4 separate regions of the Homo sapiens genome follow, and regions 1, 2 and 3 are each linked to region 4. A link is a loop called in an ENCODE intact Hi-C map of the cell type or tissue named here. Cell type or tissue: mammary epithelial cell. All regions are shown on one strand.

The links. Hi-C counts contacts between places; a loop is a spot of excess contacts. Peaks named below come from ENCODE experiments on the same cell type or tissue, not always from the same donor. Only the 100,000 strongest peaks of a DNase experiment are listed, where the experiment ranks them.
Region 1: a loop joins it to region 4, with 2.4 times the contacts of the local background. A loop is called at or near these places in 2 of 110 quality-filtered maps.
Region 2: a loop joins it to region 4, with 18 times the contacts of the local background. A loop is called at or near these places in 103 of 110 quality-filtered maps.
Region 3: it touches region 4 in a loop (2.5-fold over the local background); 21 of 110 quality-filtered maps call a loop at or near these places.

Annotation. Positions count from the first base shown.
Region 1 is chr4:89,558,774-89,566,773 of GRCh38, reverse strand. All of the region lies in intron 1 of LOC105377329 (a long non-coding RNA gene), which reads right to left. Among named protein-coding and RNA genes, the nearest start is that of GPRIN3, 250 kb to the right of the region's middle. In mammary epithelial cell, no CTCF peak of the experiment used is centred here; a DNase peak (open chromatin) is centred at 3,113.
Region 2 is chr4:89,430,269-89,438,268 of GRCh38, reverse strand. No RefSeq gene overlaps it. Among named protein-coding and RNA genes, the nearest start is that of GPRIN3, 130 kb to the right of the region's middle. In mammary epithelial cell, a CTCF peak has its summit at 3,698 (motif pointing right); no DNase peak of the experiment used is centred here.
Region 3 is chr4:89,156,055-89,164,054 of GRCh38, reverse strand. No RefSeq gene overlaps it. Among named protein-coding and RNA genes, the nearest start is that of TIGD2, 49 kb to the right of the region's middle. In mammary epithelial cell, a CTCF peak has its summit at 4,968 (motif pointing left); no DNase peak of the experiment used is centred here.
Region 4 is chr4:89,223,771-89,231,770 of GRCh38, reverse strand. No RefSeq gene overlaps it. Among named protein-coding and RNA genes, the nearest start is that of GPRIN3, 80 kb to the left of the region's middle. In mammary epithelial cell, a CTCF peak has its summit at 4,625 (motif pointing left); a DNase peak (open chromatin) is centred at 4,620; H3K4me3 peaks cover 215 bases; H3K27ac peaks cover 458 bases.

The sequences.
Region 1 (8,000 bases), 340 kb before region 4:
TGGGCACAGGGAGGGGAACATCAAACACTGGGGCCTGTTGGCGGGGGGGCAAGGAGACGGATAGCATTAGGAGAAATATATAATGTAGATGATGGGTTGATGGGTGCAGCAAACCACCATGTCACATGTATATCTATGTAACAAACCTGGACATTCTGCACATGTACCCCAGAACTTAAAGTATAAAAAAAAAAAATTCTAATAGAATTATATGTGAGTTTAGCTAAGCTGAAAAATACAAGTCAGAATACAAAAGTCAATTGTGTTTCTATAAATTAGGCATAAACATTTGGAAATTAAATGTAAATAAAATGCCATCTATAATAGCATCAAAAATCATAAAATACTTAGGGATGAATTTAACAAAACATGTGAACTATTTGAATGCTAAAAATCACAAAACAATGATGAAAAAATTAAAGAACACCTAAGTAAATGGACAAAGGTATGTGCTCATAGGTAGGAAAAACCCAATACTGTTAAAAGATCAATTCTCTTCAATGTGATTTATCAATTTAATGCAATCCCAATAAAAATTTCAGCCTGATTTTTTTTGTAGACATTGATTAGATGACTATAAAATTTGTAGAGAAAAGCAAAGGACTTAGAATAGCCAAAATAATTTTGGAGAAACAAAGTTTGAGGACTCTCACCACCTGGTTTCAACACATCTTATAAAGCTATAATAATCAAGAGAATGTGGTATTGACATAAGGGCATATAGATTAATAGAACAGAATAAAGAGTCCAGAAATTCAACCTACATATCAATTGAATTTTGACAAAGGCCCAAGGTAATACAATAGAGAAAAGATAGTCTCTTCAATAAATGTTACTCCAACAATTGGTCCCCTATATGCAAAATCTTGAACATCAAACTTTACCAGATATCATATACAAAATTAACTCAACATGATCATACACCTAAATATAAAATCTAAAACTATAAAGCTTCTGAGAGAAAACATAGAAAAAATTGCTCACAACCATGGGCAAGGCAAAGCTTTCTTAGATATGATACAAAAAGCATGAGCCATAAAAGAAAAAAAATTGCTAAATTGGACTTGATTAAAATTAAGGACTACTGCTCTTTGGAAAGCATTGCCAAAAAAGTGAAAGACAAACTATAGACTGGAAGAAAAATTCACGAAACACATAAAGGACTTGTATCTAAAATATATTTTTAAAACTTTTAAAATTCAATTATAAGAAACAAAAAACACAATTTTTAAAGTGGGCAAATAATTTAAATAGACACTTCACCAAGAAAAGATACCAATGGCAGATAAGTGCATAACAGGATGCTCAATATCATTAAAAATAAGAGAAGTATAAATTAATACTGCAATGAGATACCACTATACACGTAATAGAAAATCGAGGATTTTTTAAAGGAATAATGAAAGAAAAAACTGACGATATCAAGGGCTAGTACAAATGTGGAGTAACTGAAACTCTCATATTGCTAGTGGTAATGCAAAATGGTACAACCACTATGGAAAAAAATATGATATATTTTTAAGTGAACTATACACGCATATTAGCCAGCTATCCCACTCCTAGATATTTACTTAAGTGAAATGAAAATATGTGTCTACAGAAAGAATATATGTAAATGTTGAGCCGGGCGTGTTGTCTCTCACCTGTAGTCCCAGCTACTCAGAAGGTTGAGGTGGGATGATCATTTGACCCTAGGAGTTTGAAGCTGCAGTGAGCTATGATCTGCCACTGCCTTTCAGCCTGGGCAACAAAGTGAGTCTCAAAGTGTTGTTTGTCTCAAAAAACAAACAACAACAACAAAAACCACTATACATGAATGTTTATAGTAGCTTTATCCATAATTGACAAAGACTAAAAACAACCCAAATGTCATCAACTGGTAAATGGATAAACAAATTGTTTCATGTTCACAAAATATAATACTACTTGGTAATAGATTGAACTACTGATACACAATGTGGATATGTTGCAAAAGCATTGTGCTAAGTGAAATAAGCCAGATTTTAAAAATTATATAGTGTAAACTGTAACTTATATAACATTCTAGAAGTGGCAAAACTAGACCACACCAATGGTTGCCAGAGGCAAGTATTAGGGGAAGAGACTGACTACAAAGTGGCACTAAGGAGAGTTTGGGGTGATGAAATGTGCTATATCTTCGTTGTAGTCTTGATTACAGGGCTACATGTCTTTGACCAGGATCATCAACTCTACACCTAAATGGGGTAAATTTTACTATCCATAAATCAGACCTCAATAAATCTGACCTAAAAAAAAAAAGAAAAAAGAAGATTACCTTATAAGAGTTAAATGTATAAAAACCACATGTATTGAATGAAATTAGCTATTTGCAGAACTATTTTAAAGAGAATGTCACCACAATTAATACTGGGAAGAAGTCCCAAAAACTCTAATAATAATGACTATAATGTATTAAACATCTACTATATGCCAGGTAGTTAATATCTGTTGTCTCTAATTTGCAGAAAAACCCTGAAAGGTAGATACTATTTTCAGAGATAATTGATTCTTAGCAGGGTTAAGTAACTTACATGAAATTATTCATTAGATAAGCAGCTGTTATATGTGTTTAATCCTAGATTTGCCTAAATTTATATTCCCTTTCCATGAAAATATTCTATGTTCTTTCCACTAAAAATAATGCTACTCTGAAAACAATTTTTGTTGTAGAAGACTCTGTGGTCTAATCAAAGTTTGTGATCTCCCTGAAGAAAGAATATGTTAACAGATTCTTTCTAGTATAAAGAATATGTTTCCTGGATAAAATATATGAATCTCAGAAAATGTTCAGAGAGACAAAATTAATTTGGTCATGCCTTTATTCAACTATCTTCAGGGTATGGAAATAATATGTCTAGTGTACAGGAGTTTTTCTTTCCCTAGGAAAGAGTTATTGTTGGTTTTGTTTTACTTTGTGTGTCTGATTTTGTGGTATGGAAGTATTTTGTCAAGTCTTAACAGTTCCTGGACAAAATGTCCCTAATCATATTTCATAATTCTTGCTTGCCATGGAATCAGCAGGTTTATAATTTGGTTTCCTAGATACCTTGAAAGCAGGAGGCGGTGACCTAGATAAAGGAAACGAGTGCTCTAGTCACTGGCTGTCACACATTTGATCATAAGTGAACAATTAGGATTCTGTTTGAGTCATCAATGGCTTGTGAAGTATTTGGTGAGTGAGGTTTTGAGGTGTCTACTCATCTGAGGCTACACTGATGACATAAAGTTTCTGCACCTACAAGGATGAGGGTCAGCATGTAGTAACAGAGATTTCATGTAAACAAGGCCCCACTGCAATGTTTTCTATGAAATCTGTGTGTAGGCTTAGAGCTACATCTTACTCTTCCACTGGTTCAAGTTGAATCTCTTATTTTATTGATGTTCTGCTTAATTATTATCTATTCATAGGGACAACATTCTTTCCAAGTAATCGGTGTTTAGCAACTAGAGGCAATCAAGTAGAATTCATGTCTCTGTCAAAGTGGGAGTCATTCAAATGAAATAAATCAGAAACATTAATCAATACAACTATGTATTTCTTGCCATCAATGAAGATTTTTAATACATCATCCAAGCTGACTGAAAAGTAGAACAAAAGTTGTGTTGCTTTTTTTTGTAATTTTTGAAAAGTACTGAGATACTGCGATTGCTAAGCAGGAGTGGGAACAGATCAAAGAAGACAGAGTGAATAAGGCCGAACTATAAAGAATAATCATACTATGTTAACAAACATAATAAAAGTCATTCAAGTCCAAGGCATATGTGCATTCTTAAGTGATGTGTAAGCATAAATAAAATGATTAGCAAAGTCAGTCTCATCAAAATGACTGGTACTATGTATGGAATTCCCATTACCCAAATGACAGAGAAAATCATAGGAGACCTGGAGTGAAGCCCTGGCTTTGCCACATAATCATTAGCCGTATGACTTTGGTTGTGTAGCTCAACCTCTCTGAGGGTCAGATTTTTTCATCTGTAAATGATGATGCAGTACTTATCATTCAGAGATTTTTAAGCATTAAAGAATATCATGCATATACCTATTTTGACAGAGTTAATACAGTTACGTTTCCTCCTGGGAATACAGCTAAATTATATTTTCCAGCCTCCCTTAGAGTTAAGCGGGGCCATAAGATTAAATTTTGGTCAATGAGGTATTGGAAATGATGAATGTCATTTTCAACAGAGGGTTCTAAAATGTCCTCCACAATCCAAGCTCAGCCTCCAACTTGATGGCTAGATAACTTTAGGACTTTGAAGAGTATCCTGGGACTCTGAAGAAGTATTCACCAGACTAGGTCGTTACATTACTGCACTCCCAGATGTCCTTCAATAGACTATGAAATGAACATAAGTAAATGATTTGGTTATAGTTGTATGGAGTGAATTTACACTGTCAAATACTACAGAAATGTTATTTTCTTTTTTCTGTTAACTAGTAGCTTCTGGACAGCATAACATTTAAAGGGAAATCTATTGTCAGAAAAACCAAACACCAATTTGATCTGATTTAATTCAGTTATTAATTTAACAACATTTATTGAACACTTATGTGCCAAGAACCATTATAGACACTGGAAATAGGATGATAAATTCAACATAGTTCCTGCCCTCATGTAGCAAATATTTCAGTGAATGAAACAGACAATAAATAAGGAATTTACACATGCACACACACACACATGCACACACACACAAACATGCACACATGCACACACACATTGGGTAATCAGCTCTATGAACAAAAATTCAACAGGCTTACACCTGTAATTCCAACACTTTGGGCAACTGAGGTGGGAGGATCACTTGAGGCCAGAAGTCCGAGACCAGTCTGGGAATGTAGCGAGACCCCCACCAATCTCTACCAAAAAAATTGAAATTAGCCAAGTGTGGTAGCATAAGCCTGTAGTCCCAGCTACTTGGGAGGCTGAGGCAGGATCTTTTCAGCCTTGGAGTTCGAGGCTGCACTGAGCTACGATCATGCCACTGTACTCTAGCCTGGGCAACAGAACAAGACCCTATCTCTTAAAAGAGAGAGAGAGAATACAGTATGATGAGGGACTATTTTAAAGAAGGAGTTCTGAGAAGTCTCCTTGAGAGGTTAACATCTGAACTGAAGTATCAATTGAGTGTGAGAATGAAATTCTCAACTCCAAGTAGAAATTGCAAATGTAAAGGCCTGAGTTAGAAACTTGCTGGCACATCTGAGGACTATCAGGGAGGTAAAAGTAAGCACAGACCAGAGAGCAAGAGATAGAGTGATAAGAAATGAGGCCACAGACTAAAACAGGGCCCAGATCATGTAGAAACAAGATCATAAAAAGGACTTTGGGTTTTATTTGAAATCTAATGGGAATGATAGAGCAGTTGAGACCAGAGAAATGACATGGCTTAACATTTTTTAAAGTACCCACTCTGGCTACTGTGAAAAGAACAGTCTATAGAGGATAAAAGCGGAAACAAGAATAGTCAGGAAGCTGCTGGGATAATCCACAGGGGAGGAGGTGCTGCCTGGGCTAGCATGGTAGTGCCGGAGGCAGTGCAGTGGAGGGTTTGGAATACATTGTAAAAATGCAACAGACAAGATTGCTCCTGTACTGGATATTGAATATGAGAAAAACAAGGAGGTCAACCAAGGCTCCAAGGTGTGATCTGAGAAATTGAGTAAAAGCTGGTACCATTTGTTGAGAGGGGGTAAACTGTTGAAAGGGCAGTTTTGGGGTGATCATAGGGAAGAGTCAAGGGGTTTGGATACGTTTTAGGGTCTTCAAGTTATGCCAGTAAAATACCATAGTTTACTCTTATATCCAATTGTCATTGTCTTCAGATTAAAAAGTTTTGAAAAGTTAGGTTCCTCCACACCAAAGACCTTTTTCCAGTAGCTCTGCAGGCATCCAGGAGAAGGCCTGCCTTTAGCACTGAAGTGGCTTTGAGGGTAGCTAGGATGTGAGTTCCTGTGTTGGACACCCCTTGTACTACACTTGACCTCCTCTTGGCTCAACTTTTATTCCAGCCTTTGCTTCAGCATCCAGATTTGTGCTGCTATGACCTGACACCTGCCTTACTATACTACCCTGGGCTTCCCTGAAGCCCTAGTGTGGGACACCTGTGGAATCCACGTGGGACAGACACATATGGACCTGGATGTGTGAAGAGAAGGAGCAATAGCTTCCTGATCTTCTAATGACCACAATGGTAATATGATCTTCAGCTCCATAGTTCCAGAGGCAGTCTCCTGATTTCCTAGCATCTGATGGTGCCAGAGGTAACAGCTCACTTGGGGAGTCAGTTCTATGATGTTTGGGGAATTAATCTAGTGGGTCTGAAACCCACTCCTCTAATGTCTTTAACAATTTGGTAAGCACCTACTTCTCTGTGTCAAATTCCTTTTTGCTTAAGATTTTAAGGCAGTAATTTTTTTTCTCTGAACTTTGGCTGATAAATGCAGATAATTCTAGTACTAGGTAAATATTACACTCCAAGAACCAGTATTTTCTGCACGCTGCATTGGGATCTTATCAGAATTGCTGGACATTTACACAACAGTTCCTTTCCAATAATCCCCAACCCAAAGGTAAGTCTGAGGACCGATGATTGCTAACAGAGCTCTGAAAAACAATCTTCCACAAACATCACCACAATCCCAGCCTCTGACACAACCTTGATTTCCCATCCTTGTGGTATCCACATTAAACATGCAAATACTGGAACTCTGTTTAAGACAGAAGGCTCCATATTCACTCCACAATTCAAAATACCTGATTTTAAGTTTCACTGAACAAGCAACTTAGCACATAATAAGCAGGTTTCCTAACCGGGGAAGAAAGTGTTAATACAGAGTGGGTCTTAAAGAGCAAGTTCCTTTAAGCATCAAATGTCTCCCCAGACCCTCGCCAAAAAAGGTCTATTGATTTGAAAAGAAAATCTGTTTGTTTGTATTACTCATGTTCTTATATTCTTAGCAAAATTTCTGGATATTAGTCCTTCTTAAAGATCCAATGTTATTACCATAAATTTCAATCATAATCTCAACTTCTAATGTAATAATTTTATCCTTAACACTTTTTTTTGGTCAATGTTTCAATGACTGTTACAGACTCTCCCTACAGTGACCTGACATACCAGATAATCAGACCTGCCAAATTCTCTGTAAATTGGAATCAGGAAGAGCTAAATGAGGCTCTGAGGCTCATTCCTTGTTAATCAAATCAAGTAAATAACTTCAGTGCTCAGGTGTCTTTAAAAAAAAAAAAAAGAACAAGTTTGGCTCATCAGAAGCTATTTTAGTTAATATTAGTATTTTTCATATCTTGAGCCATGATGGGTGGCTGTTAGGTTATTTCAAGGAATATGGCATGACTATGCACTAACTAGTATGCTTTGCACATATGGATACTATTAGTTTTAAATGTTTCAACTAATAAACTACAAACTGATCTAAAGAGTATCTGAATTCATAGCAAGGCTTGGTCGGTATATATTTTCTGAATAAATGGATACTAAATATACTACTACTATCATAGAGAGATGTTATGAGGCTTTTTTTTTATGTTAAGAGGGCCATAATACTCAGATATGTTAACAGATATTGTGCCAGAGGACAGTTTCCAAAAATGTTACTCATGAGTAATGTAAGAACACATACAAATTAAAAATAAGATGCTTAATCCTCTCTATTGGAAATAAAGAAATTTACCCCCCCTTCCCATTTTCTTAAGGCATTTATTTTAGAAAATTTGCAATTGTAAGTTCTTTCTCCTCTCTTTGAAATGAATATAAATCCTTTTGAAAACTCGATAGGCTTTTTGTCAACTTTATGCCTCAGGAATGTTTTTCTCAAAGACCTGGGAGCTATCTCTTTGAAATGTAAATATCAAGGGGCCACAGTGGCTCACGCCTGTAATCCCAGCACTTTGGGAGGCCGGGGCCAGCAGATCACTTGAGGTCAGGAGTTTGAGACCAGCCTGGCCAACAAGGTG
Region 2 (8,000 bases), 210 kb before region 4:
ACCACCGCTTCCCCAGCACTGCCAAGGACAAAGCAAGGACACCCAGAGTAGATTGCTTTGCTTCCCTCTTCCTTTCCGTGGTTTTTAAGCCTCAGCATCAGAAGGACTTTCTACTCCTTCCTGTCTGATGGGGCCTCATAACTGTCTTTCAATTTACAAATGTCTTATAGTAAAACACTATGATATGAATCATATATAGGTGTCTTGATTATATGAAAGGAAATTATTATACTCCAAGAAAACTTTCCTTTCTCTAAAAGTTACGATATCCAAGGCAATTGTTTTTCTGAGTGCTCAAAAAATGTCTAATTTGACATTCAAAGCTGAGCAGTGACTTCTCTATGTTAGGTTCTGTCTATTCTCACCCTGAAACAATCGAAGCCTACTCAATGGATACAGAGACCCAGGACAGTATAATTTATATAACTTATAACAATTAATAATTAATATACAAAAATTAATATAACTTATGGGGAATAAAATAGATGATTTATTTTGAAAATATTCCTGTTATGGAGACACAAATCAAAGTCACACTATGCGACTGGGTGCAGTGGCTCACGCCTGTAATTCCAGCACTTTGGGAGGCCAAGGCGGACGGATCACTTGAGGTCAGGAGTTCAAGACCAGCCTGGCCAACATGGTGAAACCCGGTCTCTACTAAAAATATGAAAATTAGCCAGGCATGGTGGCAGGCACCTGTAATCCCAGGTACTTGGGAGGCTGAGGCAGGAGAATTGCTTGAACCTGGGAGGTGGAGGTTGCAGTGAGCGGAGATCAGGCCACTGCATTCCAGCCTGGGCGACAGAGCAAGACTCTGTCTCAAAAAAAAAAAAAAAAAAAGGAAGTCACACTACATGATCAGGAAATGTAAATCCTTCCTCCCAGTTGTGATAACAAAAATGTTTCCAGATATTGTCAAAATAGCCCAGTTGAGAACCATTGTTTTAGGTCTGAGGATAAATGTCACACCTCAGGGGTGTTTTCTGATATCCCCACCATCACTCACACCCTTGTGCTGTCCTGTCATAGCATGCATCCAAAATCATAATAAAAATTACCTGGGGCCGGGCGCGGTGGCTCATGCCTGTAATCCCAGCACTTTGGGAGGCCGAGGCAGGCAGATTATGAGGTCAGGAGATCGAGACCATCCTGGCTAACATGGTGAAATCCCGTCTCTACTAAAAATACAAAAAATTAGCCGGACTACACACCTGTAGTCCCAGCTACTCAGGAGGCTGAGGCAGGAGAATCACTTGAACCCGGGAGGTGGAGGTTGCAGTGAGCCGAGATCACACCATTGCACTCCAGCCTGGGCAACAGAGTGAGACTCCATCTCAATATATATATATATATATATATATATATATTTGGGGAGATTATTTGTTTACTTTTGGTCTTTTCCACTAGATTGTAAATTTATTGAAGGCAGAAACTACATCTGGGTTTTCCTTTCTTTTCTTTTTTGAATTACTATTTATTAGACAGATTCTCTCAATAAAAGCAATTATGCTTTAATATTTGTGAGCAAATAAATATTTGTTAAATAAATGAGAGTTCACTAAAGAAAAAGATACAAAAATATCATATCTAGCAGTTACAAATCTGAACTTGCCATCTTCTCCTATTTTGAGAATAACACTTAATTGTTAAGGGGCAGAGACGAAAACAAAAGGAAAGAAAAAGGAGGATGAAAGGAAGGAAAAGAGGAAAGGACCAAAAGCAAGCACCCCAGTGAAGTGTGGGGTTTTTCTCACAGGCCCAGGGAACTCTGTGGTGCAGAATAAACAGCACTATGGAGGAGGGAACCATAGCAGTCCTGCATCTAGGCGTGAATATGGCTGCATACTGAAACAGACGTGTTTGAGAGTCCAACTTTCCTAAGGTTGGAACTCTTTTGAATCAAATGTGAGACTTTCCCCAGGCTCCTCCTGCCTTCCTTGTTCCTGACACAGCTACTTTCTGGGAAGTCTTGAAATGTCCCTTAGCATTTCCAACTTTCCTCTAGCTTCTCCCTAAATGTAAAAACTGATTAAGCAATGGCTGACATCATCATACTGTCCTGGAAAATTTGTATTATTTTCTAGAGATGTATGTAGAATCGCTCTGGATGGCTCAGAATAGCAAGAGATGTTGCAGAATGTGCCCAAAAGGTACAATAGCATCTGTAGCAGCCATGCAACAGTTTCTAGTCAACAAATGATGCTGAGCTCTTGGTGTTTTTGTTTGTTTTGTTTTTTAAGTCATTTTAAAATGACAAATGTAATGCTCAATGCAGAGAACTTTGGACATATATGCAATAGAAATAAAGCAGAATAAAATCACCTATTAAATAAATCCAGCGATAACTACTCATTTTTGCGGGTGTGAGCTGTACTTTTATTAGATATTTTTATTACAGTTGTCTAAATATTGCTTAGAAACCCTTTTTTACTTGCTCTCAGATTTCTGCTCTTATTGGTATCAAATTTGAAACATTTATTTATAATTATTTATTGTTATTTAATTATACAATGATGCCTAATGACTAAGTCCCTGGCAGATCAGGGCTGATAAAAAATGCAAACACTCTCTTTATGGCAGCTTAAAATAGTCTAAAGAGTCATTATGACATTTTAATAATGTTTATTCTCAAATACAGTGGTATTGAATTAAACATTTAAAAAGATTCAGAAACAAACAAGAAATCCCAAAGAGCTTTCCTCAGAAGCTAATTTCAGTTCTGCTAACTCAGGCAAAAGATGGTAATTTCTTCAATCGTTTTAAATTCTGCAGTCATGGATTAGAAAAGTTCCCACATGTGTACTCTCATATCTAATATTTCCTAACTCTCTCATCCCCACCTCACCAGCTGCACACAATTGCCACATAAAATTATATTCTTCTTTCATTTACCTAAGACACTGTACATTGTTAATAAAATTGTCATAATAGAAAAACTGAAGCATCCTTAAGTAGTCACCTGTAATACCTTTCTGATTTACAAACTGGAGACCTTATGTAGTTAATTAACCTGGAATAGCTGCCAAACATTTTCTTTGATTGTGAATAACATAGGATCAACTCAACTTGATCTCTATTAGAAAGCACTCAGGCTCCTAAAAGAACCATAGTTTGCATCAACAAATAATTCCTCCTTGAGCTAACTCCAAATAATTTGACAGTAGGACATTATTTAATTTTTAAGGACTAAAAAGGTCTGTTAACCTTGTTTTTACAGTTCAATATTTTAAACAATATGTGTTGCTGTTGTCATTTTTAAATACACTCTTTTCATCATATTTGAGACTTCTGTAACCAAAGGTTTATTTGGTTACGATTTTCTCTTTCCCCTTTTCTCTATTTCAAAATGAACAGCTACTTTGTATCTTATGTAGCTTGTAGCATGAAATTCCACATATGAGTAATTATTTCCCTCCTGCAGGTATTAAAAAGAAATGTTAATCATAATTAAAAGATTACTGGCTTCATTTCCATAAGGCATTCACTCTAAGCAGTTAATTACAGAAGTGAACTCATCATGCATGTGCTTTTAAGTCCCATTTATAAGAAACTGAGCACAGCAAAAATTAGGTATGATAAAATCTTTGTAAAGCAATGCTTTATGTACTTATTCTTTTGCAAGCGCATTTACCCAAACCATCTTATGCAAATTTTGTTCTCAGCCATTAGATTGCTGACTTTTCTTTTTGTCCACTAGAGGTCTGCCATTCCTAACTTGAAAACATGCTGGCCTTTGAGAGTTAGTATACTAAGATCTGGAGCCTGCCTGAATATATCCATCATCTATCTTTCTATTCTTTCATTCACTGATTCATTAATTCACTCAACATTTATTCATCACTGCTGTGTGCCAGTCATGGTGCTACTTACAAAGGACGAGGGGATTGTCAGTTTCTTGCATCTGCCCTATCTTACTACGTTTTGTGCTGCAACAATAGAATACCTAAGACTGGGTGATTTATAAAGAAGAGAAATTTATTTCTTACAGGAGGCTGGAATGCCCAACATCGAGGGGCTTGCATCTGGTGATGGCCTCTTGCTATGAGGAGGTAGGAAAGGACAAACTCATCCTTTTATCAGGAACCCACTCTCGTGATAACCCACTCCAACGATAACAGCATTAATACATTCATAAGGGCAGAACCCTTGTGACCTATTCATCTCTTTAAAGTCTCAGCTCTCAACACTGTGGCACTGGGGATTAAGTTTCCAATACATGAACTTTGGGGGATGCATTCGTACCACAGCCTGCATCTTTCTCTATGTTTCCTTGTATATAAGGCTCTCTACTTCCTCTTACCTGCCCAGGCCCTTGTTCTATCAGGTATCTCTGAACCTCTCTGTATATCTTCATTTTTTGCTTCTCTTATTTGTCTTCCCCACTTGCTCATTAAGCCTTCCATCCTAATATCTTTCTTCCCTCTGATCTTCCTCTGGCTATTACTCTAAGTCTTGCCGCTGCTTCACAGATCATTCTTAACAGGGTTATCAGTGTTTCCACTCTCATCTCCCATTGCTCCTCTCACTGCAATTGGACTCCATGGAAGCTGCCTTAGTAAAACAATTGCCTGCTTGACGCCTTCTTTCTTTCTCGCCACACTGAATCACTTACTGAGTCCTGAGGACCTACCGCCTTAACAATTCCAGCATCTGACCATTTTCCTCCCTGCCTCACCTTCATCCAGGCCCTAATCATTTCTCATTAAATTACACCCATTACTCCCAACTGGCCTCACTGGCAACAACATATTCTCTACCCTCTGCCACAGTGATCTTACTACAGCATAAATCTAAACAAGTCCTCACCCTGCTGAGACCCTTTGATCACTCTGAGCCTTCAGAGAAAGCCCAGATCTCCCCTAAAGGACAAGAGCAGCCAGAGTCACAGGCCACTGCTGATCTCTCCCTTCCCCCAGACCTTTAGCCACACCAGGCCTCCCACTTGTCCCTGCTCGCTGGATTACTGTGGATTTGTGCACGTATTCTTTTCTCTGTGTGGGATTTCATCCTTTAGAGCAGCAGTCCCCAACTTTTTGGCACCAGAGACTGGTTTCTTGGAAGATAGTTTTTTCACTAATGGGGGTGGGGGTAAAATGGTATGGTTTGGGGGTGAAACAGGTCCACCTCAGATCATCAGGCATTAGATTCTCATAAGCAGCATGCAACCTAGATCCCTCACATGTGCAGTTCATAATAGGGTTCGCACCCCTATGAGAATCTAATGCAGCTGCTGATCTGACAGGAGGCGGAGCTGAGGCGGTAATGCTCACTGGCCTGCCGCTCACCTCCTGCTGTGCCACCTGGTTCCTAACAGGCCAGGGTCTATGGCACAGGGTTGGGGACCCCTGCTCTAGAGTACTTTCCTAAAGGGTCCATGAATAATAAATACTTAATCCTCATATGTCTAGAAGTGGCTGTATTTTATTCTCCCTTTTGAATGATAACTTCAATGGGAATAGAATGCTAGCCTGGAAGCTGTTTTTCTACTCTCCTTTGAAGATAAGAGTCAAATGTTTTCTAGCAGTATCGTTGCCTGCGAGAATTCTGTTATTATTCCTTGTAGATAACCTATTTCTTCTGTACTTGGTTTTTCAATTTTCACTTTTTTAAATTGTTCTGAAGTTTCATCCTTATGTATGCATGTAATTTGTATTTAGTTTTGCTGATTAGAAAGCATTGTGATTTTTAAGTCTGAGGAACTCTAGTCATTTTATTCTGGAAAAATTTGAGCTATCACCTTTCCTTAATTTTTTTCTCTTTTCTCCTCCTTTTACTCCAATGCTATCTTACCCATCCCTTACTCTCCCATTCCATGTTTTCGTCTCTTCATCACTCACTCTGATACATTCTGAGTAAGCATCTCAACTCTATCTTCCAATGCACTTGCATTTTCCTTTCCTATTTCTATTTTATTGCTTTAACTCACCTCTCCAATAAGTCTTCCTGAAACCTAAACCTGAATTAAGGTATTTTCTTCTGGGTCAACATAGTTCCATGTACAGGCTAAGACACATTATATGTTATATTGTATTTTATTGACCTGCTTATTTAACTACCTGCTCTATCTCTCCCATTTTAAACTTTCTGTTTTTTGAGGACAGGATATCTTTATATCCTCTGCATTTAATCCTGTCCCTGGAACATATGGGTAGTCTGTAAACAATGAAGGAGTAAAGTTTCTCACCTTCAGCCTCAATTTGCACCTATTTCTGGTGCTTTTTTTTTTAAAAAAAAAAAGTTGGAATCTCACTCTGTTGCCCAGGCTGGAGTGCAGTGGTGCGATCTCGGCTCACTGCAACTTCTGCCTCCTGAGTTCAAGCAATTCTCCTGTCTCAGCCTCCCAGGTAGCTGGGATTACAGGCATGTGCCACCATGCCCAGGTAATTTTTGTATTTTCAGTAGAGACTGGGTGTCACCATGTTGGTCAGGCTAGTCTCAAACTCCTGACCTCAGGTGATCTGCCCACCTTGGCCTCCCAAAGTGCTGAGATTACAGGCATGAGCCACTGCGCCCAGGCTTCTGGTGCTATTAATATGCTATTTTCACTCTATATTTACTTATACTCACACTTCTTCCCCAATAGATTCTGTGAAGGCAAGGACTATATTTATTTTGTGCACTACTCTTATCCCCAGTTCTTAGTACATAAGAAACACCCAAAACCTGTGCCTCCTTGATGATGTGCCTCTCATTACCTTGAGGAATACCCAAAGAGTGGCCTGTGATTTGAAGATATTTGAAATATTATTAGTATGGGGGAGTCACTGAAGGATCTCCATTTTAAAACATAATCTTCCTCTAACTCTTCCCTGACTGCTGATAGGTTAGGTCTCAGTTTTATATTTTCAGCAATTCTCTCCATACCAACCACGTGGACTGACTTTTCATCTCTCTGGGTTTGCCGACAGCAAATTAACATTCTAAATATCTGAGATATACTAATTTTAACCAAAAGGAACAAATTTCAAAAGAGGAAAAATATAGATATTATTAGGGGACATCACTTCACTTCCATGTCTAATGTTTTCTTCTATATGATGGGATGTTTATTGGAGTAACACCACTGACCTCTCCCCATGCCCTCATCACACACTTCTCTATCCCGCCCCAATTGCTCCACCTCCCCCAACTCCAAGAAACAAAACAATGAGTGGTGAATATATGCAGGTGAAAAATGCATGGACAGCACAGTTTCTTTCTCTTTCCTATTCCTGGGAGGGGAAATTCTGCTCTGCCTATTCTGCTTTTGTTGGAAGATATGTCATCGGTCAGTGCTGTTCTGTAGACACATGTATCTATTTGGGGCAGAGGTTCAGTATTAGATAACTGACTTGCTTACAGAAATAAGTATGTCTTTCTACCAGTCCTTTCAGTATTAAGGTGATATTAATATTTTGTGCTCTGCCTGCTGAAACTTAGTTTTGTCTATAAATTGGTTTAAACCTCGGCCAGGCAGGAAGGAGCTATTTATTGGTGCTTTCTCAAAGACACCAGCACATTTCAGCAGAAGGTAGTAGTTCATGTTATGGTGACCCCATGCACTCTTTTACGTCACGGACATAAAATAGCAATGGATCCTGTTTTTTTTTTTTCTTTCTTTGTTGGAGAAAGGGTCTTCCTCTGTTGCCCAGGCTGGAGTCCAATGGTATGATCATGGCTCCCTACAGCCTCAACCTCCTAGGCTCAAGTGATCCTCCCACTTCCAGAATACCCTCCAGAGTAGCTGGGACTACAGGCACGTGCCACAATGCCTGGCTATTTTTCTTTTTTTGTAGAGACAGAGGTCTCACTATGTTGCCCAGGCTGGTCTTGAACTCCTGGACTCAAGCGATCTGTACACCTTGGCCTCCCAAAGTGCTGGGATTACAGACATGAGCTACCAAACCTGGCCTAATTCACTTATTAAACAAATATCTTTTGAGCATCTATATTGTGCTAGACCCTGGCAGTATGTCATTGGACAAAATGGTCAAAATCTCTGTCATCATGAAACTCAC
Region 3 (8,000 bases), 68 kb after region 4:
TGTAGTCCCAGCTACTTGGGAGGCTGAAGCAGGAGGATCGCTTGAGCCCAGGAGGCAGAGGTTGCAGTGAGCCGAGGTCGCACCACTGCACTCCAGCCTGGGTGACAGAAGGAGACCTTGTCTCAAAAAAAAAAAAAAAAAAGGGGGTAGCCAGCCCCCAAATAGCCACAATGAGCTCCATCTCCTGGCATTTTCTTGTGTAGTCCCCTCCTGCATTATACCAGGGTTGGTCTGTGTGACCCATATGATATGGCAAAAGTGATAGTATGTGTGGTAGACTGGATAATAGCTCCCCAAATATGTCCATATCTTAATCCCCACATCCTAAGCCTGTGAATATGTTGAATATCACATTACATGGCAAAACGGATTTTTCCAATGTGACTAATTTAAGAATTTTTGTAATAGGGAGATTATCCTGGATTATCTGGGTGGGCACAATGTAATTCAAAGGATCCTTAAAAGATGGAATAAAGTCAGAGTGAGAGAGATTTAAAAGTGCTATGCTGATGGCTTTGAAGGTAGAGAAAGGAGCTACAAGCCAAAAAAAAAAAAAATGCAGATGTCCTCTGGAAGTGCAAAAATGCAAGGAGCCTCTGGATTCTCTCCTGAATTCTCTAAAAGGAACACAGTCCTGTCAACACCTTGATTTCAGCACAGTGAAACCCATTCTGGACTTAGGAGCTTCAGAACTATAAGATAATATATTCATGCTGTTTAAGTTACTAAGTTAGTGCTATTTGTCACAGCAGCAAAAGGAAACAAATACAGTATGTTACTTCCAATATTAGGTCATAAAAGACCATAGCTTCTATCTTGGGCTCTTTGTTTCTGTCTTTTGCATTGCTCATTCTGGGGAAAGCGAGCTGTAAAGTAATAAGGAAACCCAAGCAGCCGAAGGAGAGGCCCCTATGGCAAGGAACTGAAGCCTACTAACACATGAGAGAGCTTGGAAGCAGTTCTTGAGCTCCAGTGGAACTTCAGACGACTACAGCCCTGACAGGTTGACTGCAACTGCGTACAAGATCCTAAACCAGAACCACCCAACTAAGCTGATCCTGGATTCCTGATGCAACGGAAACTCTAAGATAATATTAATATTTGTTGCTTTAAGCTGCTAAATTTCAAGGTAATCTGCAACACAGCAATAGCTAACTAATACAATATCCTTGTGTAGTCTCCACCGACACAGAATCAGGCTGGCCTATGTGACAAGTGGAATCCTGAAGAAGTGACAGTATAAGACTTCTTAAGATAGGTCCTAAAAATTATTGCAGCTTCTGCTTTAAACTGTTGGATCATTCACTCTGGAGAAAAGCAGCTGACATGTCATGAGCACACTCAGGCAGCCCTGTAGAGCAAGCAACTTGTCAGTCATGTGAGAGAGTCACGTTGGAAGTATACCCTCCAGCTCAAGTCATGCCCTTGACAATTTCAGCCCTTCAGCCTTCAAATCATCCAGCTGAGGCCCCAGACCTTATAGAGCAGAGACAGACCCTGCCAACTGTGCTCTCTTTGAATGCTTGACCCGCTGAAACTGTGAGATAATAAATAATTATTATCGTTTTCACTCATTTTGTTTTGAGTGATTTGTTATGCAGCAATAACTAATACAAATGCATTAATATTTAGTATCTTCTAATTGCAGTTTAGAAAAATATTTTTTCATATTCATAATATAGGTATGTTAGTACCTTCTCAAAATGATGATTGACGTGTGTATAAAACTATGTCAACACTTCTTTTCCTCTGATCAGAATTTCTGTCAATATTGTATAAAGCAAATATCAGAAAGAATTTGTGAAAACAAACAAAACAGATTAATGTTGCAGGGTATATAGCAGACTGAACACTTGGTAGGAAAGTGGATTGTGTTTTGGATATATGGCAGCTTTATTTTTTATAGTTACAACAAATAAGGTCAGAAATTTCTCTTGTTTACAACTAAGCTCAGCTTGCTCATACATCTTTTATTTGGTTGGATGTGGGAAGGAGATGCAGAAAATGACTCATTGAACTTGCCAATTAAAGGCAATGTAGTCACTTTCTGCATAACTCTTAACCTCTTGGGAACTCAGTTAGTCCATTCAAACTCCAAACTTCATATCTGGACAACATCATCTCTTACTTGTCCTCCCCTTCCATTGTTCTCCCCAGAAAGGGGTTTAGATCTAGGGAGAATACGTAATACGTGTGTGGGTGCCCATCTAATATCTGCATTGGCATGTCATCTTTGCTGGCCCTTCTCTAAGCTGGAGCTTGTCCCACCTCATCTTGGGAGGTCTCTGTCTTGACTATGTTGGCTGCTGAAGCACCTAAGGCTGATGTGGCCATAGACTATTCTCTTGCACCCTCAGTTCATGGTCTCCCCCTTTTCCCCACTCCCCAACCCTTGTTCTTTCCCTTGTCTCATACTGGGGCTCTAATCTGCTGAAAATTTACCATATTATCAAATCACCGTGCAATCTCACAATAGCATCCACTCTCTTCCTGAAAACAAGGACCTTCTGGAAGGCACAGAGGCTCTCAATTCTCAGACCTTCTTCGCACCTCCAAATAAACTGGAAATTTTCTTATTTGTCTTCTACACACTCAGGAGCAGAAGGGTACTTTCAGTGGGGTGGTCAGTTTGCTCAGGGAGGCTTCTCTCCTCCAGCTAGTCTGTCAGAGTGAGGCAGAATTTTATGGTAGCTTCTTGCTTAAATGAAGAGAACAGCAACTCCTTGTCTAGCCAGGGAAAATCATTTTCCCATATTTCAGATGTTCTACCTGGCCAATTAAGTATAGCAGGCCTAATTATCAAGTTATTCTGCCACCTTGTAGGTAGAACTAATAACATAGGCAATTTGTACATCCATCCTATATGTATTTGATATGAAACAATGCTGGATAAATGTTTTTAAATGTCTTCTTATTCAAGCCTGCAAGTGTACGTAGAATGTTGCTTTATTATATACAGTAAAACATGTCTCCTCATATCTTCAACAAAGCAGCATGCCATACTACTTTGGCATACTTCATGGCAGTGTGTAATGTACCAGACAACACAGTGTTTATCACTGAGTTTTTCTCTTCCTGTCTTTGTTTGCCACTGCTCATTTCCTAGCAGTATGAAATAACAGTTAAAAACACAGCTTCTAGAGATAGATTATCTTTGATTCAAATTCTGACTTTGCCACTTATTAGCCATGAAGCCTTGGACGTGTTATTTAGCCTTTCTTTGTCATTTTTCATCTGTAAGTAAAATGAGGTTGTTGGTAATAGTATCTACCTCACTTAGTTGTAAGAAATTAAATGAAATTATATTAAAATCTTTAGAATGCTGGAAAACACTGAATAGTTGTTCGTTATCACTTTTCCCTTACTTTGTCTTTCCGTTCTGTATTAGTGAGCTCTGGATGCCATCACAAAATATCCCAGGTTTGGTAGCGTCAACAATAGAAATTTATTTCTCACAGTTCCAGAGACTAGGAGGTCCAAAATCAAGGTCAGGAAGGTAGGCTTTATTCTGATGCCTCTTCTCCTGGCTTGTATAGAGGTAGCCACCTTCTCACTGTGTACTCACATGACCTCTTCTCTGTGCACAAGGGAGAGAGAACTCTCTCTGGTGTCTCTATTTATAAGGGCTATGGGGCACCACCCTCGAGACCTCATCTAAAACAAATCACCTTCCAAAAGCCTCATCTCCAAATACTATCATATTGGGGGTTAAAGGCTTCAACATATAAATTTGGGGAGGTGGGTGGAGCTACAGACATTTAGCTTATAACACATTCCTCTCCCAAAACCCAATTTCTTCCTCTAACTCCCAAAACCCAATTTCTTCCTCGACCTTGACTTCCTATACCTTAAGTCAGAACTAGATCTACTAAGTGGATAGAAACACTCAGTAAATGTTATGTATGCCAAAATACTTGATTCAATGGAATGCTAGGTTACAGGTACATTTTGCTGAAAGATATCTGGACCAGTCATGCACTTGTACAGAGTTAGAAATAAAGAAGACCTTACAAACATTACCTATTCTACAAATAATGCTGGACAAAAACAGCATGACAAAACTCAATGGCTAAAAACAGTGTATTTATTGCTCATACATCTGGAATCAGCTGCAGTTCAGAGACTTAGGCTGGGTGATTCTTCTGGCCTCAACTGGCCTCTCCCATTTGTCTGGGTGTAGACTGACTATTGGTGGGGATCTCATTTTTCTAAGTTTTATCTGGCTTGGAGAATCCAGCTTATCTTAACAGGTCTCATACACCATGTATATGTCACATCCTTCCAGCAGACTAACTCAGGCATGTCCTCTCATGAGATGCAAATACAAGTAAGCTCAGTGCCCAGTCCTGAAAGCAGACAGCAAAAGGAAACACATTCTACTGGCCAGAGCAAGTCCCAAGAACAATTCAAATTCAAGAGATGGAGAAATAAACTGTGCCTTTTCATGGGAGGAATGAGGAATTAGAGCCATTTTGTAATCTGTTGCACCAACAATCCTTTAGTCAGCTCTACCACCCCTCCTTTCCTTTTTCAATTAAAACATCACAAATTTTAATTAGAGAGAGTATGGTATATATTGGGGGTGAAGTTTTATGTAATTCATAAATTACCCAAAGGGTAATTTATAAAAAGTCTTTCTTCATAAGAATTTTGGTGGTTGTTTTGGGGGGGGGGAGGTGGGAGGACTGTATTTAGAAAACATATTGAGGAATAGTTCTGAACATAATTTAATTTCTTTTTGTGTGTCTCAAACTGAGAAAATTGTTTATTAAATAGAAACATCTTATGTGTGCTATATATTGCACAGAAAAGAGGATATTAATATAAACTAGAAGGCTGAAAAATATCAAAATCTATTTTCTAAAAATGTATTACCTTATCTTAGTGTTTACACTTAGCATCCAGTTATGGCCAGGAATGAGGAAATTTGATTTTTGGAAATGAAACAATAATGTGCTGCCACCTTGTGTACAATGCCTGTAAGCACCATTATTTGTCATTGGCATCTCTAGAATACTAATCAGAAAAAAATACTGCAATGAAGGGAGACATTTTGTCCTTATGAAAGGCGGGGTTTCTTAATCTTTTGTGTGCTCATGGGACTCTTTGACAACGTATGGGCCTTTTTTCATAATAATGTTTTTAAATGCATAAAATAAAACACTAGATTTAGAAAGGAAACTATATTGAAATATAGTTATCAAGAGATTTAAAATGACAAATGTATTAGACTAATCCGTGTGTTTAATTAACATATCAGTAACAAAATGTGGTGGTTAATCTAATAACTACTATGATTTTGAGCTGATAGTGTATACATTTTTTGAGACATCTGCAACAACAATAATATGATATGAAAATGTATGTGACAGGCTGATACTATTGTGGTCTGTTGCCTATGCTGTATTCATAATTGAAGGAAATGTTTTATTACAGTTAGAAATTAGTGGAGAAAATTGGTCCTTTTTTGCCTATCTAAGTTCATGGGCCACTTGAATTCTGTCCATAGACCCCTGGAGCTCCAGAGACTGCAAAGTAATCATTCCTGACACTTAATGTAGATTATATTTGATCACTGAACAAAGAAAAACAACACATCAAAACTATCAAAATCAAATATTCATGGAAACCCTACAAATCCATGAAAATGTTCTTTGAATAACATGTTTTTGAAGAACAAAGCATTAATTTTTCTCTCATAAATATTACTTTTATACACCATAATGTAATGAACTATTGGATATTTCTGATATTTTTATATTATATATTATCAAGTATATGTCAACAAAATATATGTGTTGATGTGTTGTTTTATTTGATTTCTTAAGAAAATGTCTAAATTACCTGGATTTTAGCCCAAGATTTGTCTTTGGATGATTTAGTGACCTTGTACATTTCTTTCTTTTTCCTTCCCTTCTCCTTTTCTTTGCTATCTTTCTTCTTTCTTTCTTCTCTCTTTCTCTTTCTCTCCCTCTGTCTCTCTCTCTCTCTCTCCCTCCCTCTCTCTCTCTCACACATATACACACACACACACTTTATTTTATTATTCTTTCAACAAATATTGAATAAGAGATGAATATGTGCTGACATGTGTGCTAAGCTTTGTATAGTGGATAGTGCTCTCAGAAGCCTCGCAGTCAGTCATAATATATCATGGCCCAGGGGCAAATTCATCACACAGCCAAAGAAGATTCAGCTTCATTCCCATGGTCCGGGTATGTGTTCAGCTCCATCATAATGGGTCATAGCTTCCACAAGACCCTCCGGGTCAGAGACAGAACTGACGTAGGTTTCTGTCTATCCTCATGTGCTTGAGCTCATACTGTGGGTTACAGCTTGTTCTTGCTCTCCTCCACTTACCATCTGTCTTCCATTCCCTACTACCTGCTCGGCAGACTTCAAACTCTTAACATCAGACACAAGGGTGACATGTTTACGGAGACTGGTTTACCAGCTCCCAGCATTGCATAAAATTAAATCCCCGTAGCAAATATCTGATTATTACAGATATGTATATATTTTGTTTTATATATAATATATATTATATATTATATATTATATATTATATTATATATATTATATATTATATATTAATTAATATCTATTAATTAATATATAATATATAATTATATATTATATATTATATTATATATATTATTATATTAGATATATAATATAATATATAATATATAATATATATATTATTATATAATATATAATTATATATTACATATAATATATAATATATATTATATAATTATATATTACTACATAGGATATCTATATCCTAATGTAGTTATTAGACTAACCATTGGAGTTTATTTTATATAAAATACAATTATAGTATATTATTAACATAATATATACTTTTATATATAATACATATTAATATAATTATATATTATATATAATTTTGCTTTATATATAATTATATATATAAACAAACTCTAACGGTTAGTCAAATAACTACATTAGGATATATATGTGTATATATATATATATATATATATATATGTATATCCTAACGGCTCTGCTTCTCTGACTGAACCCTGACTGATACAAACACCCATCCATATTTACATACTACATTCTATAATGGCTAATTAATTTCCAATCCTTATCACTTAAGAAACCGATCACTGTACTTAGCCAGGCTACTAAAGGGATAGTCTCTGTGCTGATTCTATCTAGATCCCTCAAGCCCATCCCAGGATTTCTCGCGTGCCATATTGCACTTCTGTCCCACAACATCCACGCTGAAAGGTCTTCAGAAACAATAATCTGGTTTTCTCAGCCTGAGCCCTCTGTTCTTTTTTTTTTTTTTCAGTCTTGCTCTGTTGCCCAGGCTGGAGTGCAGTGGTGCAGTCTCGGCTCACTGCAGCCTCTGCCCCTGGGTTCCAGCGACTCTCCTGCCTCAGCCTCCTAGATAGCTGGGATTATAGGCGCATGCCTCCATACCCGGCTAATTTTTGGATTTTTAGTAGAGACGGAGTTTCGCCATGTTGCCTTCTGTTCTTTTACTCTCCTAGTCCGGCATTCTCTTGGGCATGATCAACATTCTCCTCAAGCTGCAGAGTTGAGAGGGACATTTGAAAATCTGCAAGAGTCACACTGGAGATGGAGCCACTCACTCCGTGGCCCTTTGACATTCTCCATGTGACACCATTAATCATGGCCTGGTAGCGCAAGCTTAGGAGTGCTCAGGCTCTTTACTGTTTAATTGCTTTATGTCCAGCATCACATGGGTCATACTAGTTCTTGTTGCTAGTCCAGATTGTCCCAAAAAACTGCACACTAGATCAAGTTATATTCATAAAATCCAGTACATAGCTTTAGAATAGTATTCAGTGGAAATATCTGCACAAGGGTATGCTACAGAATGTTAATGGGACATACTGTCTTGGAGTCAGGGCCATTCTCAAATTTACTCATACAGACATCAGGAGAGACTGACCCTTTTATTTTGTGTTATGAATGTATATTATTTTTAAAAAATAACT
Region 4 (8,000 bases):
GAAGCAAGAACCTTCTTCACATGGCAGCAGGGAAGAGAAGTGCAAGCAGGGGAAATGCCAGATGCTTATAAGACCATCAGATCTCGTGAGAACTCACTATCACAAGAACAGCATGGGGAAACTGCCCCCATGATCCAATCACCTCCCTCCCTCAACAGGGGGATTATAGGTCGCTCCCTTGACATATGGGGATTACAATTTGAGATGAGATTTGGGTGGGGACACATAGTCAAATCATATCAATTATCTTATTATGCTTCACAATAACCTACAATGTAAACATTATTATTATTGTCGTGCCTGTTTTATGGATGTCGAGCCAAAATGCAGATTGGAGCATATAGTGAGTAAATGGTGGCACCAAGACTCAAACCACTCAAGCCTGGTGTCATCATCCAGGCACCTAACTAGGCACTGCATTGTTGCACACTAACATGCTGATAAAAACAAAAGTGATTATCAGGATGTTAAATACTACTTGAATAAAACCTAATGGTTTTCTCCTTGTGACCTACCTGATACATTCTCCTATTGACCGTTACAATGTTTTAGTAACTCAATGTTTCGGTAACTCAGAGAATTATTTGATGTCACTAATATAGTAACAACTTTCCCTAAATCAAAGTCAGAATATAAAAAGGGGAACAATTACTTTTAGAGAGTAAATAAGGATCACTCAAATATATTTCCTCTAAATAATATATAAAGTGGCAGAAAAGGAAAAAAAACAGACTAAGCCATCAAAATATCCACTCATTCTCTATGCAAACCTCATATTCACATTAACAAAAATTTTGTCATGACTGCATAAAACATAGGAAAACACTAAGAAATGATGTAACGATATAAAGAGAAAAGCTATAAAATTATTTGCCCTTTTCTTGGGAAAAGAAAACAACATATGGGTGTATGAAGGCATTTTATGTTCAATCTGAAGTACAGTTGTACAAATTAAAGGCTATGTATTGTCTCGTGTAGCAAATGAGATTGCAGCAAATGACATTGCTTTCTACCCTCACTAGTGTTTTAATAATTAAGTTAAATTTTTATAAACGTTATACATGCAATTCATAAAATATATGAACAAGCCTTGAGCATATTTGAAAATAATTCATAAAATTATTGGAAAGTATAAATAAATGTTTAATTTTACCACCAGGCTCCTTGATGAAAGAACTGAGACCTAATACAATTTCCTTTTTCCCTCGAAGGTGAACCGCTCATTTAAAGATACTAATCTTAGTAACATTGGCCCAAGGTAGGGCTTTAAAGTAATTATGAATTTAAAGATGATGCAATCATTTCATTTTGTGACAATTTTTTATCTATTTTCAAAGGAGGCACATTGCAACAAAACAGGAGCCAGCAACACATCTGACACAGGTGAAGAAGGAAGGCTTGATTGCGGTCATCACTTCACAATGTATATGTATATCAAAACATGTTGTGCACCCTTAAGCCATACAATTTTTATTTGTTAATTATATCTCAATAAAGCTAGGGAGAAATTTTTAAAAATAAATGTTTTTATAAAGGAAGGAAAGGAAGTCACAAACACAACGCATTAGTACTCTTTGGGAAAAGTATCAGAAACACTAAAGAAATAAGCACTGACACAGATGATTTGCTAGATAACTGGTCAATTTAGGAAAAACAAGAACAGATCATATCTCCTTCTGAAAACTTTCCAGGGCATAATAACCAGCTCTGCCTATATTTGGGAGAATTTTTCTACATTAGGTCAAATGTCAACCTGAATCTGAATCCTAGAACCCAAAATGGATTCAAACAAAATGAAATCAGAAGAACCACTCTTTTACTCAACAGACATATATTACGCACCTGCACCCAACATGTATTAGAAATTTGAGTGACCCTCAGCCTTACCCTGCAGAGGCTCCCAGATACATAAACCACTAAACACAGCAATATGAGAAGGGCCATGTTAGAGCCATTATCAGTTACTTTAGGAGCCCAGAAGTTGAGCACTGGCCCTGCCTATAAAGTTCAATCATGAAGATAAAGAATGGAAATAAAAGAACACCGTACACACTGTCTGTGTGTATATTTGCACTCCTGTATATTTATAGTTTCTTGTATTATAATGTCATAAGTTATTTGTCACTGGACACATAATACCCACCACATAGGTAAATTTTTACTAATGTAATTTTTTTAGGTCACATAATTGATTAGATGTGATACTTTTAAGCGGACTGTAACATGAAAAATCACTGTGTGAATGAACACTGAAAAGAAAAACTTTTATGTATTATATTATATATATATATACAATATGAGGAGATGATACAGTATGATATATGACATGGAGAGATGAACCTTCATTATTCAGAACCCCTAAATCATGTCTGGAACCAGTAGTTGAGGAAGATACATCTGATTCAAAATAATTTTTAAGAGTGCTTTTTTGTTCCTACAAAACATATAAGGCCCACTGTTTCCTTTTGTTTTTACCTGTTGTGTTTGTGATCTATGGAACATATATATAACAAAGAATGCCAAATATCAGTTCAGAAAAAAAAATGGCCTACCAGTGTTCAATGTTTCCTAATACAAAAACAATAAATCACATTATATTCTTCAGTGAAAAAGTCATGTGAATCAACACAAAATTGGTCTAAAACAGGAATCTACTTCTCACGTGCTCACCTTGGGTGCCCTCTAACTTGGTTTGCCTTGAAGTGCTCAGTATCCTCACACCCCCATACTAGGAACTACAGTGTAGAAGGAGTGTTCTCACATAGCCATCAGGAATTTGGTATGTCAGTATTTGAGGCAGATGCAATTTAGTGATTGCACTCTTGTGACAGCAGATACCAATTCATTAGCAGCCCTGTTCAGACAACAGGGCTCCTCACTGTCCACGTCTTGCCTGGTTATTGATGAACATTAAAGAAGCAACAGGAATGAATAAGAAATTATGCCATTGGTCTAAATCTATCTAATGCATCCTTTCAAGTTCTTGAGAGACAACACATTTATTTTTCCAACCTTGTCCTACATGGTCAAAAGTTGTACAGTTCTGTTCATAATGCTTATCTGTGTTTAGTGCATGTCTTAGTCATGGAAACAGGCAAGGTTATGGTGGCCTGGGTTTTCTTTTTTAGTCTCTACTATACTCTTGGGATATTGAAGAGTCTTCAAAACCAAAATTATCCCAGTTTAATTTAAAAGAGCCAGAGAGAAATCCTCTTTTCACAATTTGACTATTCAACCTATAGATTTCAGAGGGTTTCTATCCCCCTAACATGAATAGGAGTAATATTAAAATCTTCTAAGCCCACACGCTGCCTATAATATAAGCTGACACCTTTAAAGTGTTAGCGTTTGTAGCCATCAACACCACTCCTTGATGTCGCCTGCACCTGGCACACCATTCCTATACGTCCCTCCAGTAGAGACAGGCAGAAACTACATCCCATTTATGAACTAGCACTAGAAATTGTATAGCATCCTTTCTGAGATACTCCATTAGTCAAGGCAGTTACAAGCCCTGCCTAGATTCAAGGGGAGAAAACAAACCCCACTGAGAAGTGTGTCAATCGCCTTGTAAGGAAATCATGTGAGTTTGATAACCATATTGGTGCCGCCATCTTTAGAACATAAAATCTGTGCTCTGTCGTACCCTTCCTCCAAAGGTAAGGCGGGCCCAGTTCTTAGACATATAATGACCTTTCTCTCCTGGTTCAGTTGGAACCAAAGACTTACTTTACTCAGCTGTAGTATCAGTAATTAATAACTTTACATCATTCGTGAAAGTTCAGCTAGAAATGAATAATATTTAAATTAAGAATGCACTACGTAAGACTTTGTAATAAACTGTCTAATTGGAAGTTTATTGCGAGGTTAAGTCTCTTAAACTAACTTCCCTAATGAAACGGAAAAATTTTTTTAATAATTTGGCAAAAATAAATATTGAATCCTAAATTTAAATAAGAGAAGGAAACAGTAATTAATTGAAATCATTTATACCACATCGTTATCTAAAACCTGGCTGTTGGTAAGAATGGCATAACATTCCATTTTAATTTTTAAATATAAAGTTAATTAACAGATTTCTGGACTATGGACTTTAATAAATTATCAGTAATCACTAACAAAATAATTATTTGAATAATAAATGCCTTCTAGGTGTTTGAAGTTCCTCAAGCTGGTGGAGGGGAAAAGGAGTTTCCTCATATATTTCTTAAATCTCTTAGTTTTCCACCTTCAAACGTCTGTATTTTTTCTCTTTTGCAAGAAACTTTCAATTAAGCAACCATAACTTCAAGCCTTTGTCTAAATCATATTAAATTCTGAACAGACACGTTCCAACATGATCGTTGATCAAACTTGAGAGCAGGGAAGCAAAAAGAAAATCTACGTAGATACATCTTCATTTCTGTACCCTGTATGAAAAAAAAATGTAGTTACAATATCGCCAAGGTCTTCTCTGGAATTTGAGACCTCAGTAAAAGCCTTTTCCGTATCCATGGATTAAAGAAAAAGAGAGTGAACTGCCCTACCCTAAGCGTTGGAACCTGGAGTTAGCCTTGCCAGGGCAGTGAAACCCAAGGAATGAAGCCACGGGTTGCATGAGAAAAACCAAGCTGTGACTGCCCTCTGCTGGAAAGGTCTGGATGACCTGTCTCTGAAACTCTTGGTAGGCCCTAGAGGTAGTTCCCCTCCACTCTCCCTCCTGCCAACTGTGAACAAAAGTTCTCTGAAAAGGAATTTGAAGGAAAGAGACTTTATTCCAGTGAACAGTTTGCTAACTGGTGAGACACAGCCTTAGGTGTAAAACAAAGGTGGTTCCAGAGAACAAAGAAAGAGTGTGGGTTTTATAGCAAAAGCTTCAGCCCAGCTTCCCGAGCAGGTCCTTTTATGTAAACAAAGGATTCAAACTTCCTTATTGCTGATTGGCTGACACAGCTGAGTTCTGATTGATTGATAGAGCCAAGCTGTGACTGGTTGGTTCAGGTGAGCTCTGAAAGTCCCAAAGTTAAAAAAGTGTGGCTTTTTGTGCATCTCAGAGTATGTGTGTGAACTTTAGTCAGCACATAGCTCCTTGGTCTATTTTAAATAGCCACTTGGGATCCATTCTGAAGGACTGACTCTTTCAAGTTCACATTTGTTCACACAACTAAGCCCATAAATGCCCCATCAGCTAGTTGCTACAACCTCCACCCTGTCTGCTCCAGCCTGCCACCATGCTAGATCTTTCTTCTCCTTAGGTCTGTACTGTGACTTCTTAATTAGTAGTAAGTAAGCCGTGGGTCTTTGCTTTCCCCATTAATTGCCAAGGTGACATTCTGCCACAAGCCTGAGACATCTGTCTCTTCACCAATTCCACCCAAAAAAACTGAAGTATTTTATCTTTAGAGATGAGATGGGCAAAATAGGCTACAAGCATAGCTGACTGCTGTACAATCCACTCATGCCTCTGAGTTATCTTCTTTAACACACAGCTATTCTAGAATGGAATAGAAAGGTCTATGCCCTACAAGAGACCCATGCGTGAATCGTAATGTGTATGCTAACTAAAATAACATATTTCTAAAGAACTTAATTATAATTGCATAATTGTAATTACTTTTGTCCTAGATTAACATATTTGAAAAAATAAATTATTTACATAATTCAAAAACCTTGAGCTCTTACCCGTCTGTGGATTTGAATGACCATACATCATGATTTAAGCCAAAATTTATCTGATTTATCACGCTTATCTGTACAATTATCAGCTACCTCCTTAATTATATTTCACATAGCCACCTCTGACAATCCCTGGGGAGTTACACAAATGCCCACAAAACAGTAAAATTGTATTCTTCCCCTCCTCGCTTTTAGATGGTTTCTGCTGTTTGCAAATCCATCATAAATACCATTACCACAGCTCCAGGTACTTTCTGGGGATTGCCTGCCAATCCCATGAAGTTGTCTCCCTGACTTTCCAATGCCTAAAGACCCTTGAGCTAGTGAACCCTATAGTTTTACTGCACTTAAGCTAAACTCAATTCAGCACATAAGGAAAAATAATGGTGTCTCTAGGTAAGGATCAGAGAAAGCCCATAAACCTTGGTGAAACTGAGAGCTAAACCTCCTCTTAACCTCTCTATCTTATAGTCTCTGCTGCCCCAAACTCATCCTGCCTTTATTATCTGGAGAGCAAAAGGAGAAAAAATCTTTCCCCCTCCAAATTCTGTTCTCCCATGCACATTACCTATTAATTCACTGATAGATCAGCTCTCTTGGTAAACCAGTTTATTCAACGGAGTAGATGGAGGGAAAGGTAATAAAAGAAAGTCTTGGTGGTGATCAAATTTGAGAACCCTGAGCTATGTTGTGTTTAAGCCCCTCTACAGGACTTTTTTTTCTTGATGATAAAACTTCTGACATCAATTTGCTCGCCAGGAATGTGAAAGTTTTTCTTATCTAACTTTCCTGGAGTACTTTCTCCCTATCACCATTCCTACCACTACCACTTCCAACCAATCCAATACTTATTCTCAATTTTTCCTCCCTTGCTCTGTCTAATAAGCATTATATATCTTATCTATGAAGTACAGTCTGTCTCTAGGTAGCTCTATACTGCAGGGATTTTTTTTTTCAGCTCGCGAGACTAATTTTTGTGTTTTATTGTCTAAACTCTTTTTATTTTTCCTACTCTCAGATGTCACCAAACAGCAATTTAAGAGTTTGATGTTGATAAGCCTCTTTATATATTAAAAAGATAATAATATTTATAACTTATTGAGTGCTTTAAAGATATCATCTTATATTATGTCATACTGTGATCAATACATTCCTATCCTCATTTAGAGAATTTTTTTAACAGTGATTTATTCTTTAAAAAAAAATCAATAAGATGACAGAGCAAGGACTCAAAACCAAATCTGTTTGTTTTCAAGTCCATACCCCTACATTTCTGCTCAGTAAAAGTTGAGAATAAGGAAGGAAACAAAAAGAGGCCTCTGCAACCAAAATAAATGTCACAAAGTCCATGTGCTAAAGCTCATTAACTTATCCCAGAGGGAATCCCTCAGACTCATAATCAGAGCCTATTCAGTCTAATCCTTGTCACAATTCTAGATTACCTGTTTTCTACATCTGTGTCAGATAGGAAACAGCATGTTGAAAGCACTGAAAATAACAAGAGATGTAATTAACATATTTGGCGTAAGGAAGAGACATGAAAGCTACAAAAATTAGTCTCACAAAGTGAAAAAAAAATCTGCAGGATAGACCTACCTAGAGGCAAATACCTCTACACTCTAGTATCAAATGAGTGCAAGAGTTGATTTTCATAAATCCTAAGAACATCTTTTTGTTGTTCTTATACCCCACTTACGATAACTCCATTAAATCTTCCAAAAGACAAGAATCAGCAGCCCTGTGTTCCCATTTGTAATCTTTTCTTTCTTAAAGATAACTTTCTGCTTTAAATATCATAGTACCATTGTTGGAAAACAATTGTTTTTGCCCAACATGAAAACTTAATTTAGGAAGACACTCAGGATTTTATGTTAAAGACTCCATACAGTATAAATCCATTTTTTATAAAGCTCAAAAAGAAGCAAAACAAAACAATGTGTTATTTAGGAATACATGGTGGAAACAATTTTTTAAATGCAAAGGAATAATGACCTTAAAATTTGACCTAGTGCTGGCTGGGCGTGGTGGCTCATGCCTGTAATCCCAGCACTTTGGGAGGTCAAGGCTGGCGGATCACCTGAGGTCAGGAGTTTGAGACCAGCTTGACCAACATGGAGAAATCTCTACTAAAAATACAAAATCAGCCAGGCGTGGTGGCGCATGCCTGTAGTCCCAGCTACTTGGGAGGCTGAGACAGGAGAATTGCTTGAACGCAGGAGGCAGAGGTTGCGGTGAGCTGAGATCGTGCCATTGCACTCCAGCAATGGCAATAAGAGCAAAATTCCATCTCCAAAAAAAAAAAAAAATTGAAATAGCACTTCCATCCTGGAGGTAAAAAGGAGATA